2 separate regions of the Homo sapiens genome follow, and region 1 is linked to region 2. Evidence: chromatin loops called from intact Hi-C (ENCODE). Cell type or tissue: gastrocnemius medialis. All regions are shown on one strand. Links, peaks and the distances in the headings refer to the core of each region. The heading gives the core; the rest is flanking DNA.

Region 1 (9,988 bases), core at 593-8,592, 230 kb after region 2:
GCCTACCCTGCAGACTTTGGACTTCCCATCCTCCACAATCATGTGAGCCAAGTCCTTAGAATAAATATCTCTCCCTCTCTCTATATATGCACACACATCTATCAGTCTTATCTCCCTGGAGAACCCTGAATAATACAGCTTCTAAATAGAGAGGTCCACGTACGCCAGGGCCTTTGAGGTACAAGAGAATCGTGGCATGTCTGGTGACCACAGGGAGAGACCAAGACCATGCTGAGCTGAAAAAGAAAATTCATATTGCCTGAGCAAGCTCAGGCATTTCTGTTGCTTGAGACAGAAGGTCCAACCAAACTAAGACAGAACCTCCCTGAAAGGTCTGAAAAGGGCAGCAGACAAACAGTTCTGTGTTTTCAAAAGATCACATGGGCTTCAGCTTGGAAAATAATTGGAACTGGAGCAAAGAAAGCATTTAGACTTTTGCAGCAAGCCAGGTGAGAAATAATGGCCTGTGCTAGAAAAGTGGCAGTGAGCATCAAAAAGTAAGAAATACTGCTTGCGCTTCCTATGTACAAGAACCCTGCTAGGTACCAGGGGGCAGCAGTGAACATGTCCTTGCTCTCAGAGATCTTACAGTGGAAGAATGAGACAAGAAACCATAAATCACCTAATTTCAGAAAGCAAATGTTATGGAAATAAAATTAAGTGGGTTAGGGTGATGGTGGGTGTCTATTTGAGACAGGTGGGCAGAGCAAGGCGTCTATGAGCAGAAACCTGAAAGGGCTGGGAGGGTCAGTCAAGCACCACATGCAAGGTGAGCACAGCAGGCAGCAGGGACCTCAGTATTCTCTTTGGACATATTAAGTGTGCAACACTGATTAGACGCCCCTATGAAGATGGCTAATGTGTGATAGGATATGCAAGTTTGAAGCCCAGGGGAGAGATCTGGCTGGAGAGAGAGATATTTGAGATCCATCAGTAAAATCTACGCTTGAAAACGCCTTTAAACTCAATGAGACCACCTAAGGAATGAGTGAAGGAAAGAGGGATTAGGACTAAGCCCTGGGGCCCTGAGAAATTAAGGGGTAGAATAGAAAAGGATCATGGGAGCCTCTGCACTGGGGAGGTCCACCAAATACAGGCTGGAGAACATGTTGAAAGAGGCTTCCCACAGAATCTGCTACCGCAGCTGAAGTGGTTGGTAAGAAAAGGTGCTTGGAAGTGAGGCCAAGGAACAAAGTCCGGCTAGTTGGATTTTAGTCCCTATGGAACTGACACTAGGCATTGGGGCATATGGGTTTGAAGCTCAACAGGGAAATCCTGGCTTGAGATAGATTCAGGCATCTGGCACATAGGTGCAAAAAATGAGGTTAGAATGAAGAGTGAGAAAAGAGAAGAGACCACGACAGAACTTTTAGCAGGACATACATTAAAGGGAGTGGGTAGAAAATGAGAAAGAAATCTGTGAAGGATCAATTCCAGATGATTGCAAAAAAAGGAACATATTTTGAGATGCAGCAAATGCAAAGATGCTATGCCTCAACCCTGAGGATATGTTGAATAAAGTCTGTGTCATGAGAACAGAGGCACTGGAGCACAAACAAAAAAAAAGACCAAGGCTAGCAGTTTAATTCCACCGTTTATTAACTGTGTGACCCTGAACACATTACCCAACATTTTAAACTTTAATTTTCTTACTTGTGAAACATGGTCAACAGTGCGTCACTGAGCCTTGCAGAATATCCGGTACATGACCAGTATTCATCACCTCATTCTCTTCCTTCTTCCTCTTGGCTTTAACGTTTGAATCATGCTAACAGGATAGGATACAAGAAGCAGCAATACTAAAAGTAGGAGTCTCCAGGGGGAGTGAGGCTCTTGTGGTTAGAAGAGGCTATATCGGCCGGGCGCGGTGGCTCATGTGTGTAATCCCAGCATTTTGGGAGGCCAAGGTGTGCGGATCACAAGGTCAGGAGATCGAGACCATCCTGGCTAACATGGTGAAACCCTGTCTCTACTAAAAATACAAAAAAAGTAGCTGGGTGTGGTGGCAGGTGCCTGTAGTCCCAGCTGCTTGGGAGGCTGAGGCAGGAGAATGGGGTGAACTCGGGAGGCAGAGCTTGCAGTGAGCCAAGATCGCGCTACTGCACTCCAGCCTGGGTGACAGAGCGAGACTCTGTCTCAAAAAAAAAAAAAAAAAGAATAACTAGTGTCGGTGGAACTAGTGTGGCCCTTCAGGAAGGGCAGGACTCAGGTCTGTGTTTCGCAAACATTCAGAGCCATTAGACCAGTCAGTGAAGCTTAATAAAATGCAAGTTTTCAACACCCACCCCCATGTAGTCATGAGGCTGGGCAGAGGGCCAGGTGATTCTGCTAAAAGTAGTTCTCAGACCGCACGTGAAAGAGACGCTAATGTAGACACATGGAAAAAAAAAAAGAGTGCACCACCAAGAGTGCAGCGTGTTCTTGGGGTGAGATATAGGAATGTACACGGATTTATGATCTAAGCAGAGGGCTCATGTGAAAAGTCACAGGATGTAAATGAGAACAATGAGGCCCAATAAAAAAACTCTGGAATTGTGGATAAGAATGAGAAAGCAGTGAGTGTACACATGGCTTTGGTTTTAAAGATCTCCATTTCATTTTATGACTAGGAAGAGTCATAGAAGAAGAAAAAGCCATGGAGAAAGAGAGAAGCAGACAGATGTACTGGAAGGAGAATGAAAAGACAATGGAAAGGAGCAGGGGAACACTTAGGGAAATGCCTTGCCACCAAAGAGCCATGTGACCTTGGGCAAGGACCAAATGTCACTCCCTTCCCTTCCACCGTCTGCAAAGACAGGCTTGGTTAATATTCCCTGAGATCCTTGCAAGCACCCGCTTCCCATGGTTCTCAACAGTGGGAGTTGGGGAATGTAGGGGAAGTTGTCCATGAACTTTGATGGGAAAAAAAAATACTATTCCTTTATTTTCGCCCATTTCTAACTGAAACATAGCTTTTCCTTCCATAATGCATAAAAGCAGCAAGCCATGAAAATATTAGAAGTACCTGTGACTTTGTTACCAAAAAAATAGCAATAAGTTTGTTTTTGGGTTTTTGTTTGTTGTTGAGACAGAGTCTCGCTCTGTAGCCCAGGCTGGAGTGCAGTGGTGCAATCTCGGCTCACTGCAAGCTCCACCTCCCTGGTTCACGCCATTCTCCTGCCTCAGCCTCCCGAGTAGCTGGGACTACAGGCACCCGCCACCATGCCCAGCTAATTTTTTGCATTTTTAGTAGAGACGGGGTTTCACTGTGTTAGCCAGGATGGTCTCGATCTGCTGACCTCGTGGTCTGCCCGCCTCAGCCTCCTAAAGTGCTGGGATTACAGGTGTGAGCCACCACACCCGGCCAATAAGTTTGTTTTATCACAGTTGTGCAGATACCTCCAAATATCATTTATGCTCACCAACACTTGAAAGTTACAGTAGTTATTATAGGCAACACTTTATCTTATTTAATACATTATTAAAGAAGCACATGTATTATATCTTTTAAAAATATTTTTATATTTCTTGGTAATCATATACATACTATTTTATGTATAGGACTATTATTATAGTGGGAGCCTTTAGAATGAAGATTCAAAAATACAGGGGACATTGTCCATTTTATTGCTTAGGTCCAATACAGTATGGACTATGTGGAAATATGATTAGACAAAAATGGAATGATCTAATGCCGATAGACTGAGTAAGGCCTGTCTGTCTAGATTCTTCTTGGCTTCTCTGTGCAGTATTCTTTCCTTCTGTATATGGGGCAGGATCATCTCTGAAATGGGGGTCTTATGACCAAGAGTCAAACAAGATAAGCCAAATAATTTCTTTATGGCCAGTTTTTATACAGAAAGGCAGAGGGGTAGATTAGAGTAATATTTTTAGGTTTTATGACTAGCTTTAGGGAAAAGGAGTTCTGGTTTCACATAACCCAGGGGTCCCCAATGCCAGGGCCACTGACCGATACTGGTCCATGGCCTGTTAGGAACCGGGCCACACAGCAGGAGGTGAGTGTGGGTGATCAGGCATTAGCGCCTGAGCTCTGCCTCTTGTCAGATCAGTGGTGGCATTAGATTGTCGCAGGAGGCCAAACCCTATTGTGAACTGCACATGGGAGGGATCTAGGTCGCGTGCTCCTTATGAGAATCTACATAATGCCTAATAGTCTGAGATGGAACAGTTTCATCCTGAAACCATCCCCACCTCACTCCGTGGGAAAATTGTCTTCCATGAAACTAGTCCCGGTCCCTGGTGCCAAAAAGACTGGGGACCGCTGCTGTAACCCATGTTGGGGAAGAGGGATGTTCGTTTCCTTGGCTGGCCTCAGGGGAGAATGTGACTGAGAGATAGGAGGGCAGGAGAGTGACAGAGAAAAACTTCTGCTTCTGAGGTCTCCATTTTGGGGTATTATTTTCTGAGCCCCAACATATGTGATCCTTCCACATCGTTTCTAACATGGCAGCTTCCAGGTAGCCTGGCTCCTCACATGGTAGCTCGGGGTTTTTAAGTGAGGGTCCTGAGAGAGAGGAAGCCGTACAGAAACTGCACCGTGTTTATGACTGAGTCTTGAAAGTCATATATGTCACTTTCACTGTGCTCTGTTAGTTGAGGCAGTCAGGAAGCCCTGCCCAGGCTCACAGGGAGAGTACCTAGACTCTACCCCTTGTCGGGGAAGTACTAAGCTTCTGGGAAACATATGACCCAAAATGTGTTTAGGGCCATTTCTATGAAATACGGTCCGCTACACGGTCATCTATGGGGCAGATGGTCCCAGGCATAACCAAGGTTCACTCCCTTCTGGATGCTCAGCCTACCCTGAATTTCACTCACAGCTCAACCTTGTCTTCGAATGCCAATCACCCGTTCTCGTTCTCATCCTGCCTGCAGAGCGCATCCAGCCTGTTTCCCAGCTTATTTATGTTGTGTTTTGATCTTGAGCATTTGAAACGTTCTGTTGCAATGATCCCATCTCCAGCTCACTCTCCCTATTTCTCTTTCTGGTAGAACCAAAGTGGGCCTGTTTGAATCTCACCAGCGCATCCCATATTCTAGCTGTCTGAATTATATTTACCTGAACAACTGGCCCTCCCTGCTGAGAACGCGCTAACCTCTGGATCTCGGGCCTGAGGCTTCCCCTAAGCCCTTCAGCACATCCTTTGCCTTCCCGACGCGATTCCCTGAGTGCTTCTGCCATCTGGTGGCCAATTGTGGTAACTGCACTCTACAGTCCAAGCTGATAGTTGCCCTGGCTCTTTTCCTGGACCTATCAGGCCAAGATGTTCTACTTACTGTCTCTTTAAGTCCTGTAATCCCAGCACTTTGGGAGGCTGAGGCGGGAGGATCGCTTGAGCCCAGGAGTTCGAGACCAGCCTGGGCAACATAGCGAGATCCCATCTCTACCAAAAAACAAAATTTAGCTGGGCATGGAGGTGAGCGCTTGTAATCCTAGCTACTCAATAACACGGCCTGTGAAGGAGGTTAGCAGTCTGACTGAGGAGGACAAAGTGTAAAATGTAGGTTAAAAAATAAGGAGTGAAGATGAGGGAAGATGATTCCTGAGTCCTAGTAAATTCACCTGACCCAGTAGGCTACATAGCTCTTAAGTTCAAAAAACAAGTGGGAATTGTGTTTGCACTGTTGAGGACCACAGCTGGATTCTATCCTAGCCACCCAGCTGACTAGCTTGGCAAGTTGCCTAACTTCTCTCATCAACATTGTTGTGATTGTAATATTTACTCATGTAATTGTTCTGATAATTAAATAAAATGCCTTATGAAAGGCCAGACGCGTTGGCTCATGCCTGTAATCCCAGCACTTTGGGAGACCAAAGCCGGCGGATCACTTGAGGTCAGGAGTTGGAGACAAGCCTGGCCAAACTGGTGAAACCCTGTGTCTACTAAAAATGAAAATAAAAATAAATTAGCCAGGTGTGGTGGTGCATGCTTGTAATCCTGGCTACTTGGGAGGTTGAGTTGGGAGGATTGCTTGAACCTGGGAGACGGAGGTTGCAGTGAGCCGAGATTATGCCACTGTACCCCAGCCTGGGCAACAGAGTGAGACTCTATAAAAAAAAAAAAAAAAGTACCTTATGGAAAACACCTAACCCAGGAACTCGTTTCTTGTGAGGACTTGCTGCCTGGTTCACAGATGTTGGCTTCTTACTGTGTCCTCACATGATAGAAAGGGCTAGCCAGTTCTCTGGGGTCTCTTTTATAAAGGCACTAATCCCCTTCATTACCTAATCACTTCCCAAAGGCCCCACCTTCTCATACCATGACCTTGGACGCTGGGTTTTAACATGTGAATTTTCAGGAGACACAAACATCTGTACTATAGCAATCCACATGTCACCAATCTTCTAATATTGCTAGTTTCACACCCTTGGTCAACAAACCATGCCATCCTCCCCTAGCCGGAAGTCTATGCATATCTGAATCTCGGGCCACTTCTTCCATACACAGTGAACAACCAAGTGTGCCGGTTGCAGCTCTGTCCACTGAGAGGATTTCCCCCACACTCTGTCCTTAAGGTCAATACTGAATGAGACTATAATGTGGCAACTGTCCATTTTCTCCTTCCCTTCATATGCTAAGCCAAACCATCTGTGAACCAGATGCAAGAGTTTTCCTCTTCCACCACTGGATCATCCAGAAGCTGTTGTAAGGCCATGTGTGTGAACTGAGGAAGAGGCATTAGTGCCACAAAAGTGACATACCCTCTGGAGCTGCTTGGGCCTGATCCTTATGAACGATTTTTCATCATACAATAAATTACGAAAGTTCCTTATGATTCAGTGGTTATGACGATGCCCCATCCGTGGTGAGCATCTCCATTCTCATCGCCACTTGACAACCTATAGTTAGATACTCAGTCTCTACAATGGCACAATAACCCTCATCGAGCTTCTTTTCCTATAGTGCATGGTTCTCTGCTTCAGAAGGCATGACTGTATCCAGAATACTGTGGGTCTCTGCTGTGCCTCCCCTATTGGAGCTTGCCGGAGACTGAGCAGCATCCTTTCCACCATGGGTACCTCTAGCACCATTAGGCCTGCTGGGTCATTTAGCACAAGACTCAGGGCAGACTGCAGCACGACTCTAACCTGCTATAAAGTCCTTTCTTGCCCTGGTCTCCACTCAAAATTGGCTGCATCTGAAATCCAAAGATGCTGAACAACCACTAATCCTCTTTGTGGTGGAGGGTACACGATGCTATGATTTCTTTCTCTCCTGGAGATATGTGGGTGTCCCAGCATATCTCTAACAACTGGGCCCCTAATAACTTCACCAATACAGCAGCCCCCTGAATCTTTTTCATTTTATCTTGGACCCCATATGTCTAACTAGAACATCCACAGTCTTTGCTACTTTCTGTTCCCCAGATCCAATTAACATAATATCAATGAGGTAACAGACCATCATGATATGCTGCAAAATGTCAAGATGATCAAGGATCATGAAGACTATTTTATTTCAGAAATTAGGATGCTTAATACAACCTTGATCCAATTCAGTGAAGGTACATTACTATACTTCCCACATTAATGTGAACTCTTTTGCTCACCTTTACTGACAGAATGGGGGGAAAAGTATTCTCCAGGTTAATAACCAAATACCAAGTACCAGACCTGTTACAGTAAAGATGCCACATATAGTGGAGCAGCTATAATTGGGGCCATTTGTATAAATCTATGGTAGTCCACCTTTATTGCTACAGCCCATTTGGTTTTTACAGGGGTCGTGCAATTGAATTGAACAGGGATATGATGGCTCTCCTTTAAACTTTGCAGCTGAAATCCTGTATCCAACAGCCCTAGACAGGGTTCACAATAGAAACTTCCCCAGCATGTAGTTCTGTTTGGGGGAGAATTAGAGGACCACGTATTATATATACTTGCTGGAGAGCTGTAGAATCCTCCCTCCAAGGACCCACAGTCCTTTTTTTTTTTTTTTTTTTTTTTTTGAGATGGAGTCTCATGCTGTCGCCCAGGCTGGAGTGCAGTGGCACGATCTCGGCTCACTGCAAACTCTGCCTCCCAGGTTCACGCCATTCTCCTGCCTCAGCCTCCCGAGTAGCTGGGAGTACAGGCGCCCGCCACCATGCCCAGCTAATTTTTTGTATTTTTAGTAGAGACGGGGTTTCACCGTGTTAGCCAGGATGGTCTCAATCTCCTGACCTCGTGATCTGCCCGCCTTGGCCTCCCAAAGTGCTGGGATTACAGGCGTGAGCCACCGCGCCCAGCCCCATAGTCCCTTCTAAGTGGACTTTGGGTCTGAAAATTACTCGAATATGAAAACAAGGATAGAGAGAATTTATAGTGGTAACTAACATCAGTCTTTCTCTCATCATTTCTTTTTTTTTTTTTCTGGCTATAACTCAAGCATCACCCTAGTTGGCTACCCATCTGCCTCACCTCTAAGAACACCAAACTCTGTGAACCATCATTATAGACTCTTGCAGGTCAAGGTGCTCTACTTGACACTCCACGCTTACTGTTAATTATGATAATTTTGTCTCCATGCATCTGATGCAGATGCTTAAGCACTGCCACTGGTCTCTGTCATTCTGAAATCTTACTGTTCCCATTGACACCAGAAAAGAGATCAGTTTTGCAATACCACCTAAGATTATCAGCCCTAACCTACAGAGGACAGACACCCCTGAGCTGTCAGTGATTCTGGCGCCCCTCACCAGCACATTCCTTATCTCTTTGATAAAAAGAGTACCCCTGGGCCCTCTTTGAAAACCTAGTCGGCAATAAGTAGTCTTATGCAATAAATCCATTCTATCACGCCGTCTTCTCTGAGCCTACTAACCTCCTCCTCTGTACATCTCCACCTCCTTTGCTGAAGGTCATCATGTTCAAGCTTCAAGGAGCCATCCCAGCAGCACGTTGGACCAGCTTCATGTTTCCTTGCTAGAACATTTAATCCTGAATCATGAAAGAGCATTCCAGTGTTATTTCACTCTCCCCTAATCAGCTTTATATTTTGCTCTTCCACCCTCCCCTAACCCAGTACTCTCAAAACCATTCCTGCACATGCTCCGCTGGTTCCAGACAGTACATATTTTGCATGCCAAGTTCTGTAGTTATTTTGGTGAATACCTATTTCTACTATAGCAGATATTAAACCTTCCTTTTTGGGTTATGCTGAGACCTGACCATAGTTATTGGTCTGGAGGCAATGAGCTGGAGGGTGGGGTTGAGAGTGTCAGATCACGAGAACAACCATTATCTTTCATTTTATTTATTTATTTACTATTATTATTATTATTATTTTTTTTTTGAGACAGGGTCTCCCTCTGTTGCCCAGGCTGGAGCACAGTGGTACAATCATGGCTTACTTCAGTCTCAACCTCCTGGCAAGTGATCCTCCCACCTCAGCCCCCCAAGTAGCTGGGACTAGAAGCATGCACCAGCATGCCCAGCGATTTTTTTTTTTTTTTTTTTTTTTTTTAGTACAGATGAGGACTTGCTATGGCACCCAGGCTGGTCTCAAACTCCTGAGCTCAAGCAATCCTCCTGCCTCAGCCTCCCAAAGTGCTGCGATTACAAGCTTGAGCCACCACACCAGCCTTTGACCACCATCTTTTGACACAACCGCTTCAGGTGAGGTCTTTCTTGGTCTTCAGGCAAACGGAGGCTCTTCCCTTTTAGTAAGAACTGTTATTTCTGCCAGCCAAGAGGGGTCAAAGGAATACAGCAAAAAGTTCAAGGTTCTCAGACACATCCATGCAAACTTTTTCAAGCTGGCAGCCTAACACAGAAGAGAAGTGGAGGCTACACATTCACTTGTTCTTGCAGCTTGGTCACCTTATTATTAATTCCTAGGCCTGATCTATAGCCCAGGCTGTCCCACAGCTGCAAGAGACAAGATTCTCTTTATATGCTTCCAGGGAAGCTGTCTGGCTCTTATAGATTCCCTTAAGTTAATAGTTGGCTGACCTGGCCAGGCATAATGACTCATGCCTGTAATGTCAGCACTTTGGGAGGCCGAGA
Region 2 (9,988 bases), core at 882-8,881:
TGTGGTTTGCCTGCGCCCCTTCCCAGTTCTAGTACTAAAATTTCCGTGTCCCCAAATACCCTCAGTCCTGGGAAACCAAGACAGTTGATGACACTACATATTTCTGATGGTTATGTTTCCAGAAGCCTAATTAATCCTTGATATAGCTGAAATTTAGTCCTGGATCATGGTTAAGATAAGATAGGTACTGTGGTAAGTTTGTAAATTTCAGGACTGATTAAGGAAAAGATGAGATGGCAATATTGCACAACAAGCTTATTTGATAGTGCTGTGACAAGGTTGCATAAGAAAGAAAGGGTGTTCTTCCTACCAAGAGCTGATCTAGAGAGAGCTGCAGGCATGGGGCCACCACCTGGAAGGGAAGAGGGAAAGAGAGCACTGAGTGGAGAGGGAAATGGGAGAGGAGGTACACGGGTCTAGGCAGTGTCACTCAGCAGCAAGGTGGGGAGCCTCTGGGTCAGAGTTCTGAAGAGCAGCAGGTCTGTTGGGGTTTTTAGTAGCTACAGAATGTATCTTATATATGGTTAACAGGTGTTGGGTGCAGTTTTGTGGGGTGTGCAAAGAAGTCAGGCTCTAATGGTCTAAAAATAGGCTTATTGGGGCTATATTTAAAGTAATATGTGTAAAAATTTGAATTGGTGCTGGCAGGCTTCGAGTTCATGGTCCTAGCCTGCTGCGAAGAAGTTCAACACATGAGGACCAAGAAACAGGGCCCATCTTTGACCCATTTACATCACATATGCATTCAGATTCCTTTTTGTTTGTTTATTTGTTTGTTTCCAGTTTCCAAAGGCTTTATTGGTAAATATTCTTTAGAAAAGAATGATCAATCCTGTTGCTTCCAAGTCAATGGAATGAAGAACCATGTCCAGGGACACTCCAAGCAGTGCTGAAGAAGACCGCTGCTGTGTCCACCTCTTGTTCATAGGCCCAGTCATAAGCACAAGACTTGTAATCAACCAGCTCTTCAGGTTAAGTTTTTCCCACCCACAGACTCTGACCTTGGAAATATGTAGTGCCATCAACTGTCTTGGTTTCCCAGGGCTGAGGGTATTTGGGGACATGGAGCCATAAACCATAGGCTGATTTATTTTTCAGCACTTTTTACTGAGTCACTGCCATGAATGATGTCCCTGCCAACCTGAATGCAGAAGTCCCCGCCACTGGTGCCTGGCTTAGAATCCGTTGGATTGGTCTCCCAAGCATCACTCGGCCTGTCTCCACTACACTCAGTCCCTCCTCCATGGCCATGAGTTCATGTACTTCACCAGCCCAGGGAGGAATGGACAGTCTTTCAGGTCAGGGTAGAGCTGCTTCAGGTGTTCCTCAGAGGCCCAAAGGTGGAATCCCTTCAGCTCAAAGTGCCTCATGACATTGCCCAGCAGGCCCCACCGCACACCGTGTGGCTTCATGGAGATAAAGGTGCGCTCGAGGTTGGACATGGTCTGGGAAGCTGATGGGGCAGGCAGTGGCTGCACTGCAGGAGCTGAGAGCTGCAGTGACCTGCACCCAGATTTCCTATCATGAGCATTAGAACACATATCTCTCCTGCTTCAGCCTTGCCAGTAAGAACAAGAACTCTCCTCTGCAGATAGCCCCTGCCTCACTCCTTCCCATTCTTGTGCTTCCTTCTTCATATACCAGTGATGAATTTCCCATGACTTGGGGAGAAAAATCCAACTGGAAGTGGAAGGAGATAGTAGTGGTGGTGGTGGAGGGGGTGGTGCGGGGTAGAGGAAGAGTTAGTGATGAATCATGAATACTTAGGTAATATAATGGGACAGGCTTGGGCAGGAAGAAACACTGGGGCAGGACAGTTCATGTGAAGAAAAAAAATGTTGTTCTGGGAGATGCAGGTCAGAGCAGGGCCGTTAAGTCAAAACCACCGGCACTGTAGAGATGAATATTGTAACCAGCTTTTATTTTAATTCAGGCTGTCCCCACATCCAACCCCCCTTTTTTAATTTGCAAGAATCCTCCACCTTGTGTGGTGTCCGTGGGATGTGGTACCTCAACTCTTACCAAAGAATATCAGGATGAAGTCTTCCTCCTTCACGCCCATCATGGAGGTGGGAGCACATGACCCAAGCTGGTTAATCCAATGCCCAGGGACCAGAGTTGAAGGGCAGTTAGCATCTTTCACCGTGTACCACATGGTTATGGTACCCAGCGATAGAAGAGGCATTCAGTACTGGCACGTCCTCTGGAAGTGGAGAGCTGATTTTGGATAGCCCTGGTCAGTTGCTGTTACTTGCATCAAACAGTCCTGATTACATCATGACCTCTCTTTGATCCAGAAGCTGTAAATTTCTACATGCCTTCAGGCAAACTCAGCTCTGTCTTCAAATAAAATAGAGGCAAATCAGATAGCTTTTTTCCCCTTAAAGACAAATTCCTTCCAAGGATTATCAATATATTTATTAATCTCTTCTCTTTATGGGCAGAAAAAAAGTCCCCATGAATTTAAAATGTGAAAATATATTTATTGACTTAAAGATATAATAATTTTAGGGAAGCAAAATAGTTGTGTTCAATTATTTTCACAGCAAGATGCCTGTAAAATGTATATAATTGGATTGATTGGCACTGTTAATGACTCTTCAGATATGTACAAATCTAGTCATACGCTCTAAAATTTGCAGAGACAAATCAATTTAATATGCTTTATTCACTTTCTAAGTTTAACATTGGGATATATTGTGATTGAATAAAACATTCAGATGTGCTCTAATTTACATTTTGCCCACAAAATAATTCCCAATTCTGCTTCATTCATACCATTGTTTAGTATTGTGGTTGTGTTCATCATTTCTTAGCAAGGAGAACATAAGTTTCATCTATTACCAGCTGAATGATTTGACTCAAAAGGCAATTAAAAATCACACTCTTGGGAGGCCAAGGCAGGTAGATCATGAGGTCAGGAGATCGAGACCATCCTGGCTAACACAGTGAAACCCCATCTCTACTACTGAAACTACACACACACACACACACACACACACACACACACACACACACACACACAGAGAATTAGCCGGGCATGGTGGCATGTGCCTGTATTCCCAGCTATTCGGGAGACTGAGGCAGGAAAATTGCTTGAACCCCGGAGGCGGAGGTTGCAGCAAGCCAAGATCACGCCACTGCACTCCAGCCTGGGCGACAGAGCGAGACTCCATCTCAAAAAAAAAAAAAAAATCACATTCAACCTAGACAGTGTTACCAGTTGAGCCACAGGTCAAGCCCAGGTTTAATGTAAAAGAGGACCACACTGGGAGTAGGCATGAAAACTGAGAGTCATGGTCCATTGGACACCATCTTTGAATGACTCACTTGGCCGCCTGCTTTTTATTTTCTCTATAAAATGGATTAACTATTGCCTGACTGTCAATCACTATCACTTTCAAGATATCTTCACTTAATAACAGGTTGTTATGAGGATTAAATAAAGCTTGGGAAAATTCTAGTGACTGCTCCCTATGGATGAACAGAGATAGACTTAAACTTGAAATGATACAAATCTAGTGAGCATAGAAAAATTCTGGATCCGAAGACTTCAGTGGGTTAAAAGGATGGACTTACTTTAGGAACATGCAATTCAATAGAGGTAGAAGAAAACTCCAACAGTTGGATCTATAAATACTAATGAAAAAATTGATGAGTAGATGAATGACTTAAGAGACCAATGTGGAAAAGAATGAAAGGTTTAAGTAGATAATAAAACAGTGAGATATGAAGAACTAAAAATACTTCATCCAGATTTTTTTAAATGCTTCAGTGGGACATAGTAGTTTTCTTCAAATATGTGAAGACTTTCATAAGCAGACATGGTAGACTTGCTCTTGAAAGGCGTATCAGCGGGTTAGAGGTGAAAGTCTGCAAGAACAATTCTGGCTACTCAAGAGATTTTCCAACTTGGCAAGAATGGAAAGAACCTTGGGACATAGTCTTGAGCTGCCCATCACTCTCAGGGCTTAAACGAGATTGAATATTCATTGCTGAAAATGTCAAAAAAGGGATTCAAAGATCAGTCAGCTGGCCAAGCAAGGTGATCTTTAGAGTGCCCTTCCAAACCTGAGATTCTAGATTTCCAAGCCTTGACTCTTAACATCTGTCATGGAACCATTATAGCACCATCTGCCCAATTTCCCCGCTGATGATTTCACCTGACTATGTAATCCTGGAAGAGGGGTGATGCCCATTAACTTGTAGTTGGTTTATATAAGCTAGAGCAAGCTGTGTGGTTTGAATCATGTATGTGTCCATAGGAATCTAAAATAATTGGCCAACTGTAAGCAGTGTTGTTGAATTTCATATTTGGTGAATATGTAAAATGCTTTGAATTACATTGAAACTTCCTAAGTTAACTTTAATATGTTCATGGACATTCATTATTTTCTCGTATTTCCACAAGTTAGAGATAGCTTTCCAATGGACAAATCTTTGCCTTTTATCTTAAGGAGCTGAGGTGATTCAAGCAAGCCATTTGGAAGTTCATAATTTTGTGGTTTTTTCCTTGTAAAATTGTCTTCACGAAGGAATTAAGTAAGCAATATTTGTTTTCATTGAGAATATAATTTTATTTACAACTGATCTATTGTAGAATTTGGGTTCAACCTAGGAAATTATTTTCCTCACATAAGAAAAAATACATCCAGTTTCTTGCTAGAAAAATAATCACTACTTGTTTTGTACATTTAAAATCATGAATTTCTATTCTACTGGTTGTCAAAATAAAGTTAATTTAACTTATTTTTTCCTCTGCCCTTGGCCCTTTTGGAGGGAGACTGGTCATTCCACAGTCGTTCATTCAAGCTTTGGCCACTAGGTGGAGTACTAGTTAAACATTGGCTGGCCTGCTTGCAATCTCACCTTGCACTTGAAAAACGCCAATTTTTTAGTCTTGTTATCAAAAGACCAATTTCATTCACTTTAAAATAATTGTATTTATTCTAGCATTTGTCTCACATGGAAGCATATATATTTTTTATCTGGTAAATAATTTTTTATGTTGTCCTGTAAGAAAATAAGCCACTTAATAAAATGAGTTCCTCATCAAGGGAGCTGTGCAAGCGGAGGCCAGACAACCACTTGGCAGACAAGTTAGAAACAGAATGACGTTTTCACTGTAAATATTTTCGTGTGTAGTATTTTCTGAAAACAAGGACATTCTCTTACATAACCAGAGTGCGATGACCAATACCGTTATCTTACCCAGGGGGTAGCAAGTTTTGGCCTGAAACTCAGTCAAATCCAGCCCACCATCTATTTTTGCAGGGCGCCCTAGGTAAGAATGCTTTTAGATAGTTAAGCTCTTTCTTTCCTTCCTTCTTTCCTTTCTTTCTTTCTTTCCTTTTTTTCTTTTCTTTTTCTTTCTCTCTTTCTCTTTCTTTTCTCTCTCCTTCCTTCCTTCTTTCTTTTCTTTCTTCTTGCTCTGTTGCCCAGACTGCAGTGCAGTGGCACGATGTCGGCTCACTGCAACCTCCGCCTCCTGGGTTCAAACGATTCTCATGCCTCAGCCTCCTGAGTAGCTGAGATTACAGGCGTGTGACACCATGCCCAGCTAATTTTTGTAGAGATGGGGTTTCATCACGTTGGCCAGGCTGGTCTCGAACTCCTGACCTCAAGTGATCCAGCGGCCTCGGCCTCCCAAAGTGCTGGAATGACAGGCATGAGCCACCGCACCCAGCCAGTTAAGCACTATTTAACACATGAAAGTTATATGATATTCACGTTTCAATGTTCATACACTAGATTTATCAGAACTCAGCATGCTCATTTGTTCACACGTCTGTGCCTGCTTTTGTGCTGCACATGCAGAATTTACTGCTTGTGACAGAGACCTGCCAAGGTTCTCTCACCGTTTGGTCTACAGAGCCTAAAATAGTTACTCTCTGGCCCTTTACAAAGAAAGCTTGCAGATCCCTGATCTAATCAACAAACATTATTCAAATCTTTCCAATTGTCCCACTAATGTCCTTTATTTGGCCTGGAATCCAACCTAATTATTTAACTTCTGTGGACCTTGGTTTCTCTCTTTGTGCGATTAAAATAGTAATAGATCTTTCCCATTTAATTTTTGTGAAAATTTTATGAGTTGATCCAATAAATCTCTTGGAACAATGTTTGGCCTATAGAATAACCACCACATTAAGTGTTGGCAATTGTTACTACTTCAATCTTAGTTTTACTTTTCATTTTTAAAAATTCATATATTTGGCCAGGCGCAGTGGCTCATGCCTGTAATCCAGCACTTTCAGAGACTGAGGCAGGAGGATCACTTGAGCCCAGGAATGTGAGACCAGCCTGGGCAACATAGCAAGACCCCATTTCTACAGAAAAAGCAAAAAATAATTATCTGGGCATGGTGACACATGTCTGCAATCCCAGCTACTCAGGAGGCTGAGGTGGGAGGATCGCTTGAGCATAGGAGGTTGAGGCCGCAGTGAGCCATGATTGCACCACTGCATTCTAGCCTGGGCAACAGAGTGAGACCCTGCCTCAAAAAATAAATAAAATAATATATGTATTTTTAAAATTAAGCAATACATACATTCAGTACAAAAGTTAAATGGTACACATACAAAAGAGAATGCTGCGAAATGTAAGTTTCCCTGCTACTCTCTCCAAAGGCTACTGCTTTGGGAAATTTTAAATAACTACGTAGTACTACATGGTATTTTTAAAAAACTTTTTATTTTTTTTTGAGACGGAGTTTCACTCTTCTTGCCCAGTCTGGAGTGCAATGGCAGGATCTTAGCTCACCGCAACCTCCGCCTCCTGGGTTCAAGTGATTCTCCTGCCTCAGCCTCCTGAGTAGCTGGGATTAAAGGCATGTGCCACCACACCTGGCTAATTTTGTATTTTTAGTAGAGTTTCTCCATGTTGGTCAGGCTGGTCTAGAACTCCCGATTTCTGGTAATCTGCCCACCTCGGCCTCCCAAAGTGCTGGGATTATAGGCGTGAGCCACTGCACCCTGCCAAAAATCTTTTTAAAATTAATTATTATTATTGTTATTTTTTTTCAAGATAGAGTCTCCCTCTGTTACCCAGGCTGGAGTGCAGTGGCATGATCTTGGCTGACTGAAAACTCCACCTCCTAGGTTCAAGCGATTCTCCTACCTCAGCTTCCCAAGTAGCTGGGATTATAGGCATGTGACACCACACCCAACTAATTTTTGTGTTTTTAGTCGAGACGGGGTTTCAGCATACTGGCCAGACTGGTCTTGAACTCCTGGCCTCAAGTGATCCGCCCACCTTGGCCTCCCAAAGTGCTGGGATTACAGGCATGAGCCACTGTGCCCAGCCACTGCATGGTATTTAACCAGTGCCTTGTTGGTGTACTTTTAGGTCACTCCCAATTTTTTGCTATTATAGTTACGAAAATATTCTTGTGTTTGTGTATAGACTAAATTCCTCAGTGTGATATGGAAGTACTGGGAAGGAAAGAGCATGATGCCTTTAAATGATATGAAAGCAAGGAAAGGAAGTGCTGGGTAGAGGAGGGCATGGTCCCTGTCTAGGACTCCACCCCCACAGACCTAGATGAGGACAGGCATTTCCTGCCCAAATGTTGCATTTCCCAAGACCACCCTGGCCTGCCACACCCCCATCCTGTGTCTATAAAAACCCGAGACCCTAGCAAGACAGACATACAAGCTGCTGGATGTTGAGCACATAGATGGAGGAACGCATGGGTGGCTGGATGTCAAGAGGAATGTACCAACAGTCACCAACAGAACAATGAGGAGTTTTGCTGGGGCAGTCAGAGGAGAGCCCAGGCTGCTGAGCAGTCCGACTCCAGGGGAAAACCTTCCCACTATATCCCCTTCTGACTTCCCCCAAGTTACCTCCACTCAGTAAAACCTTGCACTCATTCTCCAAGCCCAGGTGTGATCTGATTCCTCCAGTACACCAAGGCAAGAAACCAGGATACAGAAAGCTTTCTGTGCTTGTGACAAAGTAGAGTTTAACTAAGCTGGTTAACACAAGCCACCTACAGACGGTGAAATTAAAAGAGCAAAGCTAAAAGGGCACCCTGTAACACACGCCACTGGGGCTTCTTAGGAGTCGTAAACATTCACCCCTAGACACTGCAGTGGGGTTGCAGCCCCACAGCCTGCCATTCTGTATGCTCCTCTAGAGGTTTGAGCAGCAGGGCACTGAAGAAGCAAGCCACATCCCCATAACATGCCTTACGAGGGGGACAAGGGAACTTTTCCCATTTCTACTGGGGGCTTGTGAAGGACATGAATATCTTTATTTTTGAGAGTTGTTACCAAATTTCCCGTTTCAGAGATTGTTCCAATTTACAGTCTCACTGGCAGCATATGAGGGAATATGTTTCTTCCAATTATGAGATTATCATTTTAGGAGTTTAACAAACTGATGGCTGAAAATTGGTAGTTCCCTTTTTAATTTAAAAATCTCTTATTATTAGTGGAAATGAACATCATTATCTATTAAGAATCAGTTGTATTTCCTCTTCCGTGAACACTCTATTCATATTCTTTGACCAATTTTTAAAAACATTGGACATTTTCTTATGAGTTACAGATATTAGACATTTACAAAATTACGGCTGGGTGCGGTGGCTCACGCCTGTAATCCCAGCACTTTGGGAGGCCAAGGTGGGCGGATCACGAGGTCAGGAGTTCGAGATCAGCCTGACCAACATGGTGAAATCCCGTCTCTGCTAAAAATACAAAAATTAGCCAGGCGTGGTGGTGCTCTCCTGTAATCCCAGCTACTCAGGAGGCTGAGGCAGGAGAATCGCTTGAACCTGGGAGGCAGAGGTTGCAGTGAGACAAGATCATGCCACTGCACTCCAGCGTAAGTGAGAGCGAGACTCTGTCTCAAAAAAAAAAAAGAAAAAAAATTACTCTGTGATATGAACTGTATTTTTAGCCCAAATTGTCAATTGTTTTTCAATTTTGTTTATGGTGATTTTTAAATCATTTGAACTTTACTGTAAAGATACAGAATGATAATATGATACTTTATGGAAAGTTCCAAATTAGCATAAAAATCTCAGCTGGTGAAATGTCTTGACTTACTGGGGGGCAGTGGAGTGGCATGCAAAGAACCTGGGCTTTGGGCGTGGCTAAGCTTGGGTTGAATCTTCTGCTTACTAGTGGTGTAGCCTTTCTGAACCTGTTTCCTGATCTGTGCAACAGGGAACAAAGATGGCAGAATATGCCACTCTAAAACATGTCTCTCTGGCATAGGGATTAGTTTGAGCGGAAAGCACTTGAAAAGTAGCAAATGCAAGGAGAAGCTTTCTTTGAACTCCTCTTATTTGCCTAAAGATAGAAACTCCAAAAGGAACTCAGTTGTCATCAATCCCCTCCCCAGGAGTTTGATCAACCAGGGAAGATCAACTTTGATCACAAAATAGGAGACAAGAAGTCAGCACCGCACTCAGACAAACTTTGTCATGAACTATTAATGGGGTTCTGGACACAGTACCCCAAAATATGTTACCTTGGTGATATGGTTTGGCTGTGTCCCCACCCAAATCTCAACTTGAATTGTATCTCCCAGAATTCCCACATGTTGTGGGAGGGAACATGGGGGAGGTAATTCAATCATGGGGTCCAGTCTTTCCCATGATATTCTTGTGATAGTGAATAACTCTCCTGAGATCTGATGGGTTTATCAGGGGTTTCCACTTTTGCTTCTTCCTTATTTTTCTCTTGCCACTGTCATGTAAGAAATGCCTTTTGCCTCCTGCCATGATTCTGAGGCCTCCCCAGCCATGTGGAACTGTAAGTCCAGTTAAACCTCTTTTTCTTCCCAGTCTTGGGCATGTCTATCAGCAGACTGAAAACAAACTAATACAGTGAACTGGTACCAGTAGAGTGGGGTACTACTGAAAAATACCCAAAAATGTGGAAGTGACTTTGGAACTGGGTAGCAGGCAGAGGTTGTAACGGTTTGGAGGCCCCAGAAGAAGACAGGAAAATGTGGGGAAGTTTGGAACTCTCTAGAG

The links. Peaks named below come from ENCODE experiments on the same cell type or tissue, not always from the same donor. Only the 100,000 strongest peaks of a DNase experiment are listed, where the experiment ranks them.
Region 1: it touches region 2 in a loop (22-fold over the local background); 105 of 110 quality-filtered maps call a loop at or near these places.

What each region holds. Positions count from the first base shown.
Region 1 is chr9:72,034,336-72,044,323 of GRCh38, reverse strand. LOC101927108 (a long non-coding RNA gene) reads right to left here. Exons shown (of 5, transcript XR_001746719.1): 2 at 8,805-8,920. Among named protein-coding and RNA genes, the nearest start is that of C9orf57, 21 kb to the left of the region's middle. In gastrocnemius medialis, for the core only: a CTCF peak has its summit at 5,186 (motif pointing left); DNase peaks (open chromatin) are centred at 2,293 and 5,193.
Region 2 is chr9:72,266,907-72,276,894 of GRCh38, reverse strand. It overlaps the pseudogene LOC100289320. Among named protein-coding and RNA genes, the nearest start is that of LINC01504, 34 kb to the left of the region's middle. In gastrocnemius medialis, for the core only: a CTCF peak has its summit at 4,827 (motif pointing right); no DNase peak of the experiment used is centred there.